Linked DNA regions of Homo sapiens: region 1 is linked to region 2. The links are chromatin loops, found by intact Hi-C in ENCODE. Cell type or tissue: heart right ventricle. All regions are shown on one strand. Each heading gives the region's core, and the rest is flanking DNA. Links, peaks and the distances in the headings are about the cores only. Region 1 holds the start of GLUD2 (glutamate dehydrogenase 2). Region 2 has its middle 86 kb from the start of CT47B1.

The links. Hi-C counts contacts between places; a loop is a spot of excess contacts. Peaks named below come from ENCODE experiments on the same cell type or tissue, not always from the same donor. Only the 100,000 strongest peaks of a DNase experiment are listed, where the experiment ranks them.
Region 1: a loop joins it to region 2, with 4 times the contacts of the local background. A loop is called at or near these places in 1 of 110 quality-filtered maps.

What each region holds. Positions count from the first base shown.
Region 1 is chrX:121,045,959-121,048,788 of GRCh38, forward strand. GLUD2 (glutamate dehydrogenase 2) reads left to right here and starts at 1,652. Exons shown (of 1, transcript NM_012084.4): 1 at 1,652-2,830. The coding sequence starts at 1,727. It overlaps LOC105373328 (a long non-coding RNA gene), which reads right to left and starts at 1,516. Exons shown (of 4, transcript XR_938572.4): 1 at 1,101-1,516. In heart right ventricle, for the core only: a CTCF peak has its summit at 1,611 (motif pointing right); a DNase peak (open chromatin) is centred at 1,593; H3K4me3 peaks cover 1,194 bases.
Region 2 is chrX:120,788,752-120,791,662 of GRCh38, forward strand. No RefSeq gene overlaps it. Among named protein-coding and RNA genes, the nearest start is that of CT47B1, 86 kb to the right of the region's middle. In heart right ventricle, for the core only: a CTCF peak has its summit at 1,473 (motif pointing right); no DNase peak of the experiment used is centred there; H3K27ac peaks cover 1,046 bases.

The DNA.
Region 1 (2,830 bases), core at 331-2,830, 260 kb after region 2:
AAATCAGGAAATTTGAATCATCCAACATTGTTCTTTTTCAAAATTATTTTGAGTACTCTGAGCCCCTTGAAATTCCATATATATTTTAGAATAGACTTTTTTATTTATACCAAAAACATCATTGGGATCCTGATCGGGATTGCTTTAAATCTATAGATCACTTTTGTGAAGTATTATCCATTTTAATAATTGTAAGTTTTCTAATTCATGAACATAGAATGTCTTCTCATTACTTATGCCTCCTTCAATTTCTTTCAGCAATGTTTTGTATTTTGCAATGTACAAGTCTTTTGCCTCACTGGTTAAATTTATTCCTAAGTACTTTACTCTTCTTGATAGTATTGTAAATTGAATTGTTTTATTAGTTCCCTTTTTAGATATTTACTTCATAGCATATAGGAATGTAGCTGATATTTTTGTGTTTATTTTGTATTCAGCAACTTTGTTGAATTTGTATATTACCTCTGTGTATGTGTTTGTCTCCCTCTCTCTCCCTCTGTATAATATTTGGCGTTTGCTACACATAAGGTCATGCCATACGTGAACAGAGGTAATTTTACTTTTTTTCTGTTTTTTTTTCTTTCTTGCCTAATTCCTCTGATTAGAACTTCTAATACTATGTTGAATAAAAATGGCAAATGTAGGCATCTTTGCCTTGTTCTTCATAATAAGACATCCTGTGATTTTTAACATGCATTATGTTGTATGTTTTGGCAGCATTGTTGTTTTTCTTGCAAATAATTTAATAGTTTAACTCAAAGCTTCTAGGATGCTTTCATGTTGTTAGGTGAATCATTCCATGACTGCCGAATAAGGAATTTTCCAAGTGAATCTCAGAAATTTGTGTTTTAATAAGTGCTTCAGGTGATTCTGTTGCATACTCAAGTTTGAGAACCATTGTCCAAGGGGCAAAAGCTGCCATTGCCAATTGCTCTTTTTTATCTGAGAGGGGGCAGGATCCTCCTGGTCCACTGCTTGTGGATGCAACTTATTAAATGAAATAAGGCCATGAGTACTCTAGGGCCCAATCTCTGCTTTTTGTTTTGTTCACTCCTGTTTAAAATTTCACTCAGGGCTCTCTTTGGAAGAATTGCACTTACCTTTGCCATCCGGGGCTGAGGTTTCATTTTCTTTGGTTATTCCCCAGGCCAGTACCATTTGCTTTTTACTTTCCAGAAGTTCTGTAAAGATTGTTGATGGTACCCTTTCTTAGCTTTTTTTTTTTTTTTTGGTCTTGATATAGTCCTATTCTTCTAAAAAATCTTTTCATTTGTCTCCGTCAGACTTTGATGGAGAGGAGGGGAGATATTGTTTACATTTGTTAAAAATGGCTTTTAAGTTAAATTCTAACTAAGGGTCTATTAGGAAATAAAATTGCCTTCTGACTCCTTTTGATTTATTTTGCAGAATTGCATATATCCAAAGCTCTGGGTAATTATTAAACATTAGAAGTATAGAACAAACAGGCCAGCCAGGCCCGGCGAGGCCGCGGCGGGTCCGGCGCCCCGGACCTCCGGACCCGGAGGTCCGGCGCCCTGGTTGGCGCCCTGCCCCCAAAGTCCGTCCTCCCCGTTAGGTGGCGCCCAAGGGGAGGGGACAGCCGGGCAGGCAGGAAGCTGCGGCTTAAAAGGGCAACCCGCGCCGGACCCTTCCTTCCTAGTCGCGGGGAGTCTGAGAAAGCGCACCTGTTCCGCGACCGTCACGCACCCCTCCTCCGCCTGCCGCGATGTACCGCTACCTGGCCAAAGCGCTGCTGCCGTCCCGGGCCGGGCCCGCTGCCCTGGGCTCCGCGGCCAACCACTCGGCCGCGTTGCTGGGCCGGGGCCGCGGACAGCCCGCCGCCGCCTCGCAGCCGGGGCTCGCATTGGCCGCCCGGCGCCACTACAGCGAGTTGGTGGCCGACCGCGAGGACGACCCCAACTTCTTCAAGATGGTGGAGGGCTTCTTCGATCGCGGCGCCAGCATCGTGGAGGACAAGTTGGTGAAGGACCTGAGGACCCAGGAAAGCGAGGAGCAGAAGCGGAACCGGGTGCGCGGCATCCTGCGGATCATCAAGCCCTGCAACCATGTGCTGAGTCTCTCCTTCCCCATCCGGCGCGACGACGGCTCCTGGGAGGTCATCGAAGGCTACCGGGCCCAGCACAGCCAGCACCGCACGCCCTGCAAGGGAGGTATCCGTTACAGCACTGATGTGAGTGTAGATGAAGTAAAAGCTTTGGCTTCTCTGATGACATACAAGTGTGCAGTGGTTGATGTGCCGTTTGGGGGTGCTAAAGCTGGTGTTAAGATCAATCCCAAGAACTATACCGAAAATGAATTGGAAAAGATCACAAGGAGGTTCACCATGGAGCTAGCAAAGAAGGGCTTTATTGGTCCTGGCGTTGATGTGCCTGCTCCAGACATGAACACAGGTGAGCGGGAGATGTCCTGGATTGCTGATACCTATGCCAGCACCATAGGGCACTATGATATTAATGCACACGCCTGTGTTACTGGTAAACCCATCAGCCAAGGGGGAATCCATGGACGCATCTCTGCTACTGGCCGTGGTGTCTTCCATGGGATTGAAAACTTCATCAATGAAGCTTCTTACATGAGCATTTTAGGAATGACACCAGGGTTTAGAGATAAAACATTTGTTGTTCAGGGATTTGGTAATGTGGGCCTACACTCTATGAGATATTTACATCGTTTTGGTGCTAAATGTATTGCTGTTGGTGAGTCTGATGGGAGTATATGGAATCCAGATGGTATTGACCCAAAGGAACTGGAAGACTTCAAATTGCAACATGGGTCCATTCTGGGCTTCCCCAAGGCAAAGCCCTATGAA
Region 2 (2,911 bases), core at 166-2,665:
AAAAAAGCATTGATATGACAACCCACATTATTCCCTTTTAAAAGGGACATTAATGGTAGAAGTTGATACATTGGTTTTCTAGACATGAAGATGCTTCAGGACAGGGCTATTTAAACCCCGAGAGTTGATTTGTGTTACTCAGCTGTCTAGTTTGCTGGTCTTTCTTAACTCCCTACCACCTCAACCCCACAACATTCTTAAGCTCCTCCTTTCCTTAGCAAAGTGGCAACAGGACAAGTTTAGCAGTGGCCCTCTAAGGCAGATGCTCCATGCCCTCTTCAGAAATCTCCTGGCAATATTTTCATTCCAGGGAATATTTATGAAGTACTCACTTGTGTTTCAACCTCCATGGTTTGATTTTTGTTTTAGAAACCCAGCTAATTCTTCCGGGGGAAAAAAAGGTCCCAGTTTAAAATTCTGATGCCTTTGGTAAGTTGTCCACAGAAGAGAGAAATTTCGTTAATGATCTACCCACCTTGCTCTCAGGTATGCCTCCCATGTTTCAAGGTTCCCTATGTACCTTTAATTTTGATAATAATTAGGAAGCTTGTAAGCATTATCAGGAAGCAACTGTGTGCCCTGGTTGGGGGAGGGTGAATACATCTGGGCATTAAGTAACTGGCCCTCAATCTCTCTGAATGACATTTCAGTGCATTTTTTAAGGATCAATTTTCATACTTCATTGTGGTGGCTGATTCTGGTATGCTGGACAGAAAGGTTTATGATGCCCAATGGGTTAATCAGCTTTGACCAAATCTTTCTTGAAGTACTAAAATGGAGTGTAGCTCTCATCCACAGCAGCTTTCTCCCTCTGCTCATTAGTTCATGTCGGGACTTTAATAGTACAAAGCAAAAGAAAGAGGGTGTGTGTTTGCGTGTCCCCATTTGCCTTTTCCCTCTATACTCACCAGCTGAGAGTAATTTATTTGTTTCCACAAGGGGAAATGTGGAGATAAATGCCTCAATGATTAAAGTCCTGGCCTATAAGTTGGAAAACCTTGGTTCTAGAACTAGCATCACCTGTGACTTTCTTTATGACCTTGGATTTATTAGCTAGATTTTTCTGGGCCTTTGTGTCCTTTCTGTAAAATAGGATGGTCTTGATCATCCCATTTCACAGGGTTGTTGAATACCTAATGAGATAATATACCTGGTCATGCTTTGGAAACTCATTAGTGTTTTATGGATATAAGAAATGATTATTATACTCAACAAATTCTGATTAGATATTCTGCGTTTTTTCTCATGCCCTATTTAATAACAATCTTATAACTTAAAGAATCAAAATATAAATTAAATAACTCTGTATATTTTACAGAGGTAAAACTTAAATTACGGGTTAAGAATTTTCAAAGGGCCAAAGAAGAAAAAGCCTCCAATAAAAAGCACAAGGGAATTTATTTTTGTCTAGTTGACTGGTCTTTCAGAAATAAAAAAGAAGCCATTTCAGAACTGACCAGTAGATGTCAGTGTTTGACAAGCACATAGCTGTTTGCTGAGGCTCCCGTATTAGCATCTGGCTCCATTTCAGCTAGCAAGTTTCTCTGCAAAGGAGAGGGAGTTTGTGTAACTGAAGCAAAGATTTTGCTTTCTCACTTCTCGCCCTGTCTTGCGGAAAACAGCATGATGCTTTGGGTAAGTCGTCGTTATCTTCACTTTCAGTGATTCCCTTTATAGATCTGCAGTCTGCTGAGAAGTTTAAAACACAAAATTAAACATGTGCTTAGCTCCCTGAAGGCCACATACTTGTTTTTCTTCACAAAGGTGCTTTTCCTTTTCCAGACCCACCTTCCCTTCATCCTACCCTTTGTGTAATATTAATCAAATATAGCCAGGAAATACTGCTGTTTGGGGACCAGGTTCCAAAGCTCTTGAAACAAGGATTTTATTTTTTGCTGCAGAGTGACACTTGCTCTGATTTCAGATGAAATTGCCATTTTCTAAAAATGGCAGCTACTTGGTGTGTCATTTTTCAAAAGAAAATGTGATCACATTGTAGCTGCGCTAAGCAGCCTCTTTCAGTCCTCTTTCGTTTTACACTTTTACTGGAAGGCTTTGAAAGAGGCAATGCAATTAGGTTCCAGTTGTCTCTGTTGAACTCAGAGATGCTCACCTTTTCCTGGGGAAGATGAATTCTTGTTATGTTGGTTTCTTATCGCATCCTGGATTAGGGAGGAAATGTGCAGCGAATTCAGACTAGGGATGGTGATAAAATCAACTGAGCTCTTTGAAAAGGCCACCCGCCTTGGGTTTCTGGAATTCAGACTTGTGGGGCTTTTACTCTTGAACAATTTTTAAGGATTGGGTAGTCAGGTTTTCTTTTCTTTTTCTTTCTTTCCTTCTTTCTTTTTCTTCTTCTTCTTTTTTTTTTTTTTTTTTTTTTTGGTGCCTGTGTTGCCCTTTATAAGCAGCCAGCTCAGATGCATTTAGAGACCATTTTTGTGGAATGATTTGGAACTGCAATCTCCCCTCCTTGGTTTGCTCTCATCCTTTTTGCATTTCTATTGGCCAAATGGAATGAAATAGTTCAATGTCATAAAGTCAGAGGTGGCTTTAGGCTTTGGGCACACTTTCTGAAGACCAATGGAGGTGGTCTGGGTGTGACAACGCCTACCAGTGTGGAGTAGTGCCCTGCTGCAGCATTCTTAGTGGCTGCTGGCCAAGAACTGGCCTTGTCCTGGGAAATGAGTCATCAGACATAAGCAGCTTGTTCTTGGAGGCAGAGCTGGCATTGGTTTCAAGGTCCTCTTGCATTTGGTGCACATCTGCTACTGCTTCACTGTGTCTCAACCTCCCTGGGTCCCCTCTCAGCAGTGTTCATAGTCTTGGAGGAAGAAACGTTCCCCCATTTCCCAGAAGGCTGATTTTCCATCACCTTGCCACTTCCCAACTCATTCCAGAGAACTTATCC